Linked DNA regions of Mus musculus: region 2 is linked to region 1. A link is a contact called in ENCODE Hi-C or POLR2A ChIA-PET data. All regions are on one chromosome and are shown on one strand. The core of a region is the stretch at or near the end of the contact, and the rest is flanking DNA. Distances in the headings are between cores, read along the strand shown. Region 1 holds the start of Rfc3 (replication factor C (activator 1) 3). Region 2 has its middle 12 kb from the start of Gm24242.

The links. A loop is a pair of places that touch in the nucleus more often than their neighbours do. ChIA-PET counts read pairs that join two places held with the same protein, here RNA polymerase II (POLR2A).
Region 2: a loop to region 1 is called in a map of T-helper 2 cell, with 2.9 times the contacts of the local background. The contact joins the enhancer-like site here to the promoter of Rfc3 in region 1. A Hi-C loop is called at or near these places in 3 of 37 maps with a recorded cell type or tissue (T-helper 17 cell, T-helper 2 cell and regulatory T cell). POLR2A ChIA-PET finds 5 or more read pairs at or near these places in 2 of 5 experiments (Patski and embryonic stem cell).

What each region holds. Positions count from the first base shown.
Region 1 is chr5:151,648,408-151,653,344 of GRCm38, reverse strand. It overlaps Rfc3 (replication factor C (activator 1) 3), which reads left to right and starts at 2,137. Exons shown (of 9, transcript NM_027009.2): 1 at 2,137-2,279; 2 at 3,336-3,473. The coding sequence starts at 2,193.
Region 2 is chr5:151,685,338-151,690,529 of GRCm38, reverse strand. No RefSeq gene overlaps it. Among named protein-coding and RNA genes, the nearest start is that of Gm24242, 12 kb to the left of the region's middle. Within about 2 kb of position 3,534, at least 1 of the 3 ENCODE cell types and tissues checked has a DNase peak (open chromatin) inside an H3K27ac peak, as active enhancers do.

The sequences.
Region 1 (4,937 bases), core at 888-3,387:
TAGTCTCTAGAACGGCCAAGATTATTTAATTTCCTTTCCACAGCAGTGAGAAGCCCTCTTTCAGTCACACTATGAAGATGTACAGAATTAAAAGCATAGTAGTTGTCTGTATATACAGTGGTTGACTTTCCTTTTTCCCATCTGAGAGCCTGGGTCAGACCAATCAGTTCTCCTTTTTGGAATGAGATATCTGACTTGGGCCCAAATATTTTCAGTTAAAGTAATTGTTGCAGCTCCTTTGCATCTAGTTTCATCTTTCATGGAAGAGTACCTGCAATGCAGGTGGTCATTAGGCAAGAGGTGATCAGATTTGATAACTATGAGTTTCTCACTTTGCACTCAAGTATGGTAAGGCCTGGTACTGGCTTACACAAACATTAGACAGCCAAGATCCTGGTGTGTCTTAGGGCTGCCATTACTGTGAAAAGACACCAAGACCAAGGCAACTCTTTTAAAGGATAACTGTTAATTAGGGCTGGCTTACAGGTTCAGAGGTTCATTCCATTATCATCATGGCAGGAAGCATGGCAATGTCCAGGCAGGCATGGGGCTGGAAGAGCTGGGTGTGCTATATCTTGTTCTGAAGACAAGCAGAAGACTGGCTTCCTGGTAGGTAGGAGGAGAGTCTCAAAGCCCACCCCCACAGTGATACACATCTTCCAACAAGGCCACACCCCCTAATAGTGCTACTCCTTCCCTGGGCCAAGCATATTAAAACTGCGTGGTGCTCCTCAGAGGAGGGCCTCAGTCTTGTAATGGAGTGCTGTTAGTACAAGATTTAGACCCAGATTTAGCTTGTGAGCTAGCTTACATAATCTAGCAGTAGCTATCACAGCTTAGACAGATGGACCATTTTGTGGCTACAGGGTCCAATCCTTTGGACAGGTACATCACAGGGTGTTTCCATGGTCCCAAAATTTGGATTAAAAGCCCTTCTGTCTTGTTTTATGGACAAACAGATGAAAAAGTTTTGAGACATCTGGAAGTTTTAGGGCTGGAGTCAATGCTAGAGCTGTTTCTAAAGCTTCAAATACCTTTTGTTCAACCTCAGTCCAGATTAAGGGCTCAGTGCCCTGCTTCGTGCTGGTGTGTAGTGAGAGGCCTTGCTCTGCTTACAAACTCTGGAATCCAGAGGCAGCACTACTCCATTGCCCCTAGGAACATACCTATATAGTAGTTTCTATAGTGATTCCAAATCTCATCAAGCTGATGACCAAGATTAACCATAGCAACAAGCTTTCAGGTGTCTGAAAGAAACTTCTGAAGCTACTGCAGGGAGCAGATCAGAGCTGTGTCTCTGGCCTTGGCCCTCTGGCTATGATTTGAGGACTCTATCCTTCCTTCCCAGCCACTTCCTCAGGTCTCACAAGTTGAAGAATTCCAAGTATGGTTATAAGTTAAAAAATACAGGGCAACCAATTAAAATCTAATTTCAGATAAAAATTAATTTCATTGCAAATATTGCCTGGGACACACACCGAAATGTTATTGGGGATCTAAATGTTATTGGGGGCATCTGTGTGTTGTATTTGTGAAAACAAGTAAACCTAGGTTTTTTTTTTTTCTATGTTCTCTTCACATTCTTTCAATCTTTTAGATTAAAAGAATATACCCTAGGATCCACCATGAACTACCTGTCTTTGGACGTTGTCTGTCATGCTTCTGGGTACTTTCGCTTCTGATTTCCTTTACTTTCTATTTCCTTTACTTTCCTAGTTCAGAACATATAGTTCACAGAGGCATGTAGGCAAATGCTCATTGAATATTGGAGTTTGTTTATTATTTTAAAGAAAAGCAGTTCTACTAATAAAGATAACAGATTATGTAGCACTAATTAGAATGAAGTTGTGAATCAGTGAATAAATGAAAGAATGAAATGGAGGGAATTTCCTTCCCTAAGAACTCAGATTGGACGAACCTGAATGTCAGAGATACATCTTTAATTCCTTCGAATGTTTTCTAAAATGTTACAGGGTGAGAACAAAGAGGCAGCCACTGCCCGGTAAATCCAGCGACTGTTGGTGCAGTGGTGGAAGTGGGAACTGCAGCGACTGCTCCACTCCCGGTTGAGATTGCCCAGTCTCCCTATCCGGAAGTCGCCGGGTGCCGGAAGTGACGTCGCACGCTTTCGCGCTCGCGGGAAAACTCTACTGTCTAAGCGGCGGGTCCGCTGGTGCGACTGTGGAGCGGTCATGAGCCTCTGGGTGGACAAGTACCGGCCGAGCTCCCTTGCCCGGCTGGACTATCATAAGGAACAGGCAGCACAGCTGCGCAACCTGGTGAGCCGCCCTGCTCAGCAGCTTCCTGCACAGCCCGGGGAAGGGAAGGGAAGGGAAGGGAAGGGAAGGGAAGGGAAGGGAAGGGAGGGAGGGAGGGAGGAGGCGGGCGCCCCGGTGCTAGCGAGGGGGTCAGAGTGACGCGTTCCTCAAAGTGCGGTGTGTTTGCTGCCGGGAACCTCAATGGCTTGGTGTGGGGACCAGAAGAAGGCCAGTGTAGTGGAGAATCAGGAGCAAGCAGCGGCGGTAGGGGGCGGGGATGGGGGTGTGCCCGGGCCTCGGTGTTACTGCAAATGCCTGATGGGCTCTCCCGCTACAGAGAGCTTAGGTGGGAAGCTGATAGAGGTGACTGTGCCCCGGACCCTGTTCTTAGTTACTGCGGAATCACAGCTAAGGCTTTTCTGAAAAGGAGAGATTATTTTAACGAGTGCCGCGATCGTTCATATGAGAGCTTTTGGAAGACTCGAGGGTGAAGTGGAAGATATGTTTTAGGTTTGGTTTTGGTTTTGGTTCGTGATGCATGCACTAATTTGAAATAGAATATTATGCTTCGTTAATACACGTGCCGGTTTTCCTTGCAAAAGCTTTAATGTTCAGTTTCCCGGTGGCAAGATCAAGACCCCATGTTAATAGTACTCTTTCGTTTGATGGCACTCTGTTACTGCTGTCTTTTCCATAGCATTGATCAACCTTGATCTAGTGTGAAGTTCTTCTGTCTCTTCCAAGTGAACTTACAAGGAAATCAGCGCACCTGCTTCTGAGCAAGAGGACCATTATGGGGAGCCCGGGCCAGACAAGCATCTGTCTTAGTTACAGAGATTGGGTTCGCCTTCTGTCATCCCTTAGTTTCAAACGGGCCCTTCAGATAGCTTACTTAGGGAGTGCCTACTTTTAAGCATTTAGTGCATGTAAATTAGATTAAATTAGTGTCCAGAGTTTGGTACATTTTCTGTTGGAGCTGGATGGTAAACAGAATATCTTGGAACTTTAAAAGTGGTTTGTTTAACTTAGTTCACCCAGTTTAACTAAGATATAATGTCTTGTTCTTTTTTTCCTTAGGTGCAGTGTGGAGACTTTCCTCACCTCTTAGTATATGGACCATCAGGTGCTGGAAAAAAGACAAGAATTATGTGTATTCTACGTGAACTTTATGGTATCGGGGTGGAAAAACTGAGAATTGAGCATCAGACTATCACAGTAAGCATCTTGGGTTGAAGCTTAGCAGATGTTTCTGGAGGGGACTTTTAATCCTGGTCATGTGTATATCTCTCCCCACCACTAGCCAGTGACTAGTGTGTGACTTAGGAAGTTGTGTGTCTGTGTGCTTGTGTGGGTGAAGGTGGCATGAGTAGAGTTACTGTTAGCTGCCAGTCCTCTTTCCCATTGTATTTAAGACAGAGATTTCCTTCCACTCTGCCAAGCCCAGCTGGCAGGCGGACCTGGGAGCTTCTGGGGATTCTCCTGTCTCTGCCGCCCACCTCTCTGAGGTCCCTGGTATTACAGACAGTTGCAATTGGACCAGCGCTACAGCTTTTATACGGAGTCATCAAACTTGCATGTGTCCACACCACAAGTGTATTTCACTCAGCCATTTCCCCAGTCCCTGAAATGCCCTTCTCTCAAGTGTCCTCAGCCCAGCAGAACTGGCAGTTCCTTACACATGATAGTGTGTAGCTTGCCTTGGTTATGGTTTTTTACCTTTTACCTCAGTGGGATGAGAGAATATGCCATGTCAATTTCAAGGCCTTCATGGCATCTAATAACAGTGTCGTAATGATATTTTGTGTTCAGAGGGAAAAAATGCTTAGTGGGGATGGTCATGCTGTTAATAAAATCTTCAGGAGGGTGATGTTGAATTAACTCAGAAGAAACAATATTCTACAAGACAAAAGAACTGAATAAATAGAAATATAAAGTATGTTCTCACACGGGAGGCTTAATATTTAGAAGTCTCTGTCCCAAGTTACGGTATAAATTTCAGTCAGAATACTAATGTTGAAAAAGTGTATGATGCCACCCTAAATCCCATATGGAGGACACATTTCTGAAATGAGATAAGGTTATGAAGAAGAGAAGTGAAACGGGTGTATTAGTTCATCCCTAAATTGTTTAATATAAACTAGATTAAGGCAAGGTAGGTTTATTTGAAGGGACGACGGGAGAGAGAGACTATTGGGATGAATTAATTTTAAGAAATAGAAATAGCAAGTTTTATGGCAAATCACCAACATGAGTCTTAGCTTTGTACTACTTTCAGAGGATTTAGCGAGTCGAGTCTGTGGACGGTTGATTTGTGTTTGAGGCCCATGGTGAGGCAGAACAGTTCATACACAGGTGCAAGTGTATGAAGGAAGAGTTTCCTTACAGACATGTTAATTTCTTGTTCAGCTGATGGGTCCTTGGATAGGTGGCACAGACATGCACAGTGCCAACAAAGTGAAAATCTATAAGGATAATTAGTTGTAGAACATGCATGTTATGAGTTGATAACACTGTCATGACATCACACCAGTTGTCTTGAAAGAGATCGCAAAGACACATTATTCAGTGAGAAAAGCAAAATAGGTGTGTATGAAAATTTCTTTCTTTATACATTAATTTTGCATGAAACAATGAGTCTATGAATATATTTTTCTTTTATTTCTGTGTTAACATGGAAGA
Region 2 (5,192 bases), core at 2,285-4,784, 36 kb before region 1:
AAACATATAACCAAATTTCCTTCTAATGCTAGGCTAGCCTGGTAACCTAGGCCTTACCATTTCATCTAGGCCTTAGCATTTTATCTGGTCCTTAACATTCTGTGAGGCTTTAATATTTTACCTAGGCCTTAACAAATATGGAAAGACATATCTTCCTCTTGTCTACAAACCATACAAAGATTTTTATTGCAATTCCAATTTATAAGTGTGATGCATTTTAAGGAGAATAATCAAGTATAAGAAACAAGACTGTAGTAGGACATAGCAAAATCATCTTTCTTTCTCTAAAACTTCTCTGCCAACCAATTTAGCATCACAGAATCCAAAATGGATTAACAATTTAAATCTACCTCAGTGTTTACACTGGAGCAACATAAGCCCTATACAGAGAAAAGGGGGAGTAAGATGCTAGATTGGTCTTTAGATCAAATGAATTTTGTCCTTCTTCAGGGACCATAGACCCAGATCATCTTTCCTAAGAGATCTTTGTGAGGTAGTCTCTTTAACCATTGAGCATGTGGGTATGTGAAGAGTAACAGGTTTAGAGCTAAGCTTATGAATTACTAGCACTAAAGAACCTTCCCTTCCTTCACTTGTACAACATCTGCCTTATGTACCAGGTCTGTTTTTAAGATTAAAAACATGTGGTCAGACACAGACAGTGTCCCCACTTTTCTAGATCTTGCTGTCAAGATCTTATGTGTGAATGGGCACATGGATATCATATTAAGAAATGAAAAACCTTTTGCAATAGTTTAGACCAAGAGAAAACCTAAAATTGAATTCTTTACTTCTTTCCCTGTGTCTTCTGTTTTTCTGTCATTTGTAGTCTTTGATCTGTTTGTCCTGTTGCCTGTCCCTAAGAAAGGGACTTTTCCTATATTTATTGAAGAACACAGAAAACATGCTATGGGAAGAGAAATGAGGGTTACATTTCTATAGAAACCTTAAGCAGAGTTTTGCAAAGGAAGAAATTATTTTACCAACACACACAAGCCCAGAATAGCACTTGAAATCACACACAGACATTAGTAATCTATATTCATATGTCACTTTCAACATTTATGGGTTATTTGTTATTTAAAGTTGTTTTTGACTTGTTGGCAGTGTTCACAGCACACACATACATTATTCTGTGTCAGGGGCATGGAAGAATACTATATAGATTAAATATATCAGTTTAATGCTGTGCACTTAGCTCAGGTTGTAAGAACTTATTACATGGGAAATCCAAGCCATTGAAGCTTGTTTCCTGTGTTCTCTTAAAGGGGGTTTAAATGTAAACAGGTGAGCACACAGTAGGACAGCAGGTTAAACACATAGTCCTAATTATTTTCAAGGCATCCAACTGGGTAGCTAAGTCTGGGAAAAATTGAGTTCAAAGGCAAGAAGTATTGTTAATATCTCCACAAGACCAAGGGCCTCTCCTCCCATTGATAGCTGACTAGGCCATCCTCTGCTGCATATGCAGCTAGAGACACGAGTCCTACCATGTGTTTTCTTTGATTGGTGATTTAGTCCCAGGGAGCTCTGGGGGTACAGGCCAGGAAGCATGAGTGGGTGGGTTGGGGAGTAGGGTGAAGGGGGAGGGGATAGGGGATTTTGAAGAGGAAACTAGGAAAGTGGATAGCATTTGAAATGTAAATAAAGAAAATATCTAGTAAAAATAAATAGATAAATAAGTAAATAAATAGCCACAGGTAGCTATAAATATCTTAGAAGAGATGGATAATTACAGGACAATTTGTCTTATCTAGGTGGTTAATTTATATCAATATCAGTTGGCTCTGAGTTAATTGTGTGGGTGTGTTTTGTGGGGTGAGAATTTATCAATATAAATCTGACATAAAAAAAGAAGAAAAAGAAGTATTGTTAGAAAAAATATCACTACAAAGGGAAAGGAGAAATTAATCAAATCATCAATGTAGTAAATGTGGTTTAACACAATAGGAGAACAAGGATTGGGTTCTGTTAGATAGCCCTGGTCTGCCTTCATCAAGTCCTACTGCGGCCTTATGAAGAAGTGAAGATGATACTGTGTGCAGATCCAGGGCCCTTACTGAAAGGTTAAGAATGAAGTAGAACAGAGGTCCATGCAAGTATGAGCTCAACTCCTTTTTACATTTTAATATTTTAATTCATCTATCAAAATAGTGTTTTGTGTGTGTGTGTGTGTGTGTGTGTGTGTGTGTGTGAATCCAGAGGACAACTTGCAAACAGGAGTTAATCTTTCCTTTTATCATGTTGGGAATTGAACTAAGGTCATCAGTGTTGGGAGCAAGTACCTTTACCCACTGAGATATCTCGCCAGCCCTTTGCCTTCTTCCTTATCGCAACTACGGAATTCTATGTGTGTGACTTGGTTATTTTAGGTAAAGGACTCTGAAGACTTCATGGTGAAATTAGGAAATTTCCTCAATACTTATGGCCTGAGAAATTATTAATTTTTTGTTTGTTATTTGCTTACATTATATTTGATGGTTAGAGGTGTTTTGACTGCATGTATGCCTCTGCATTACATGCAAGAATGTTGCAAGCAGAGGCCAGAGCAGGGTTTCAGATCCCCTGGGAATGGAGTTATAGATGATTCTGAGCTAACATGCAGATACTCGGGGAATCAAACCCAGGTCATGCAGAAGAGCAGCCAGTACTCTTGATCATGGAGACATCTCTCCAGCCTTTGTTTTTGATTTTATCATTTTTTTATTCGTGTGTGTGTGTGTGTGTGTGTGTGTGTTACCCGTAAAGGCTAGAAGATACCCATAGAGGTTAGAAGGTGGCATAAGATCCCCTGTAACTAAAGTTACAGGTAGTAAGCCACCCAAATGTGGATGTTAGGAAAGGAACTTTAGTCCTCTTACTGTGGAGCCATCTCTCCAGACTCAGTCTAAGAAATTCTTTACCCAAATGTTCTTACCTGAAAAAAGAAGCAAGAGTATGGGACCATGACAGGTAGCAGTCAAATATATGATGGTATATATATGTATATATATATATAAACATATATATTTATATATAATATATGTAACATATATATAATTCTGTCTTCTCTTTCATTAACATCCAACCTCTTCCATTTGTTTGTGGCCATTTCTGTTCTGGTCCAGGAACAAATAAATTTCATAGAAGCAAGAAGCTTCTCTCAGAAGCACCCAACACACTGCTGAAAGCTAAGGCAATCTTTCCTCCCAGCTGCCTGTGACACACCGGATCCAGCTGCCATCTCAATGCGAGAACGGCTTTAACTATTTTCTTTCATGTCGCTGTTCTGTTAATCTTTTACTACGTAGGTTGATTTTGCTTAAGGAAACATTGCCTATGGTTGAAAGTCAACACAGTCAAGAGAAAAGTAAATGGATTATCAGCCCTAAGTGTGCACATGTGTGCCTACACACGAATACAAACACACTAAGCCCTGCACAAAACACAGCTGATGTTTCTGGAGCAGCTCCTTGGCCTTTGCAAGCAGTTCCTGAGCCTGCGGTGGGCAGTAGAGGGCAGCAGTGACCCACCATTTCAAAGTTCCTCCTCCAAGGGGCACAGCACTGAAAACTCCAAGATAGGGCATACCACTTTCTTTTTTTGAGGCGGGGGTGGGTGGGTGGGTGGGGGTGGGGGTTGTGGGGGGTGTGGGGAGCAAAGGTTTGGAGGAAAACCTGTTGGCTTTATACATTTTTTTCCTTCAGGCGCCACGGACTGAAACAGGAAACTGAGGAGGTCGAATGAACCACTAGATGGCAGTGTTTCTGACAGACATTCCCACGTGCTTGAAGTGCAGCTCTATGAAAGTAAAGGTAAAAAAATAAGAAGGCAGTGAGAGGAACTTGCTGGAACACTCCTTTAATTCTGCCGCTTGGGAGGTAGAGACAGGCGGAGATCTGTGAGTTCGAGGCCAGCTGGATTCCAGGACTGCCAGGGCTGTGACTCAGAGAAACCAAAGAGTACGAAATATTTATCAAGGGCTTCTTATGTGCAAAGCAACGTGGAATTTTATCTTTCTATGCTCGTATCAACATGATGAGTTAGGCAAGAACAGAGGTTTAAAATACGTAAATTACTACATAAACTACGAACCCAGGTATACATTTACCACGTGGGCCATCCTCTCACTCCTGTTTTGCTCTATAGTTAAGTTACAGTATAGTCCTCATTTTGAAGAAGGGAAAAATGAGGCCACAAAAACTTGTATAACTTGTTCACGGTCACACAAGGCTATTAATGCCAAGACTCCTGTCAGACCACAGCAAGTTGGTCTTTTTCTGAAACCTAACGCTCTTACCTCCATATATATAGATTCATATGCAGCTAGAGACACGAGTTCCAGGGGAGGGGGGGTATTGGTTAGTTCATATTGTTGTTCCACCTGTAGGATTGCAGATCCCTTCAGCTCCTTGGGTACTTTCTCTAGCTCCTCCATTGGGGGCCCTGTGATCCATCCAATAGCTGACTGTGAGCATCCACTTCTGTGTTTGCCAGGCTCCAGCATAGTTTCACAGGAGACAGCCATATCTGGGTCCTTTCAGCAAAATCTTCCTAGTGTATGTGTATTAGTCAGGGTTCTCTAGAGTCACAGAACTTATGGATAATTTCTAAATAGTAAAGGAATTTATTGATGACTTACAGTCGGCAGCCCAATTCCCAACAATGGTTCAGTCGCAGCTGTGAATGGAAGTCCAAGGATCTAGCAGTTACTCAGTCTCACGCAGCAAGCAGGCGAAGGAGCAAGAGCAAGAGCTAGACTCCCTTCTTCCAATGTCCTTATATTGTCTCCAGCAAAAGGTGTAGCCCAGATTAAAGGTGTGTTCCACCACACCTTTAATCCCAGATGAAAGGCATAGCCCAGATTAAAGGTGTGTTCCTTAACTCGGAGATTCAATCTTCTGGAATCCATAGCCACTATGGCTCAAGATCTTCAAACCAAGATCCAGATAAGGATCTCCAAGCCTCCAGATAAGGGTCACTGGTGAGCCTTCCAATTCCGGATTGTAGTTCATTCCAAATATTGTCAAGTTGACAACCAGGAATAGCCACTACAATCCACCCCTTGTCAACTTGACACAAATAATATCTCATGTTCACATGAAACAATAACAAGGTTGTAAATACGCCTAACATGATATAACTATCCCTCGTACAATCGCAAACGTATTAGTAAATTTACAATGGGCATTCATATTACTTTATAATCCTCG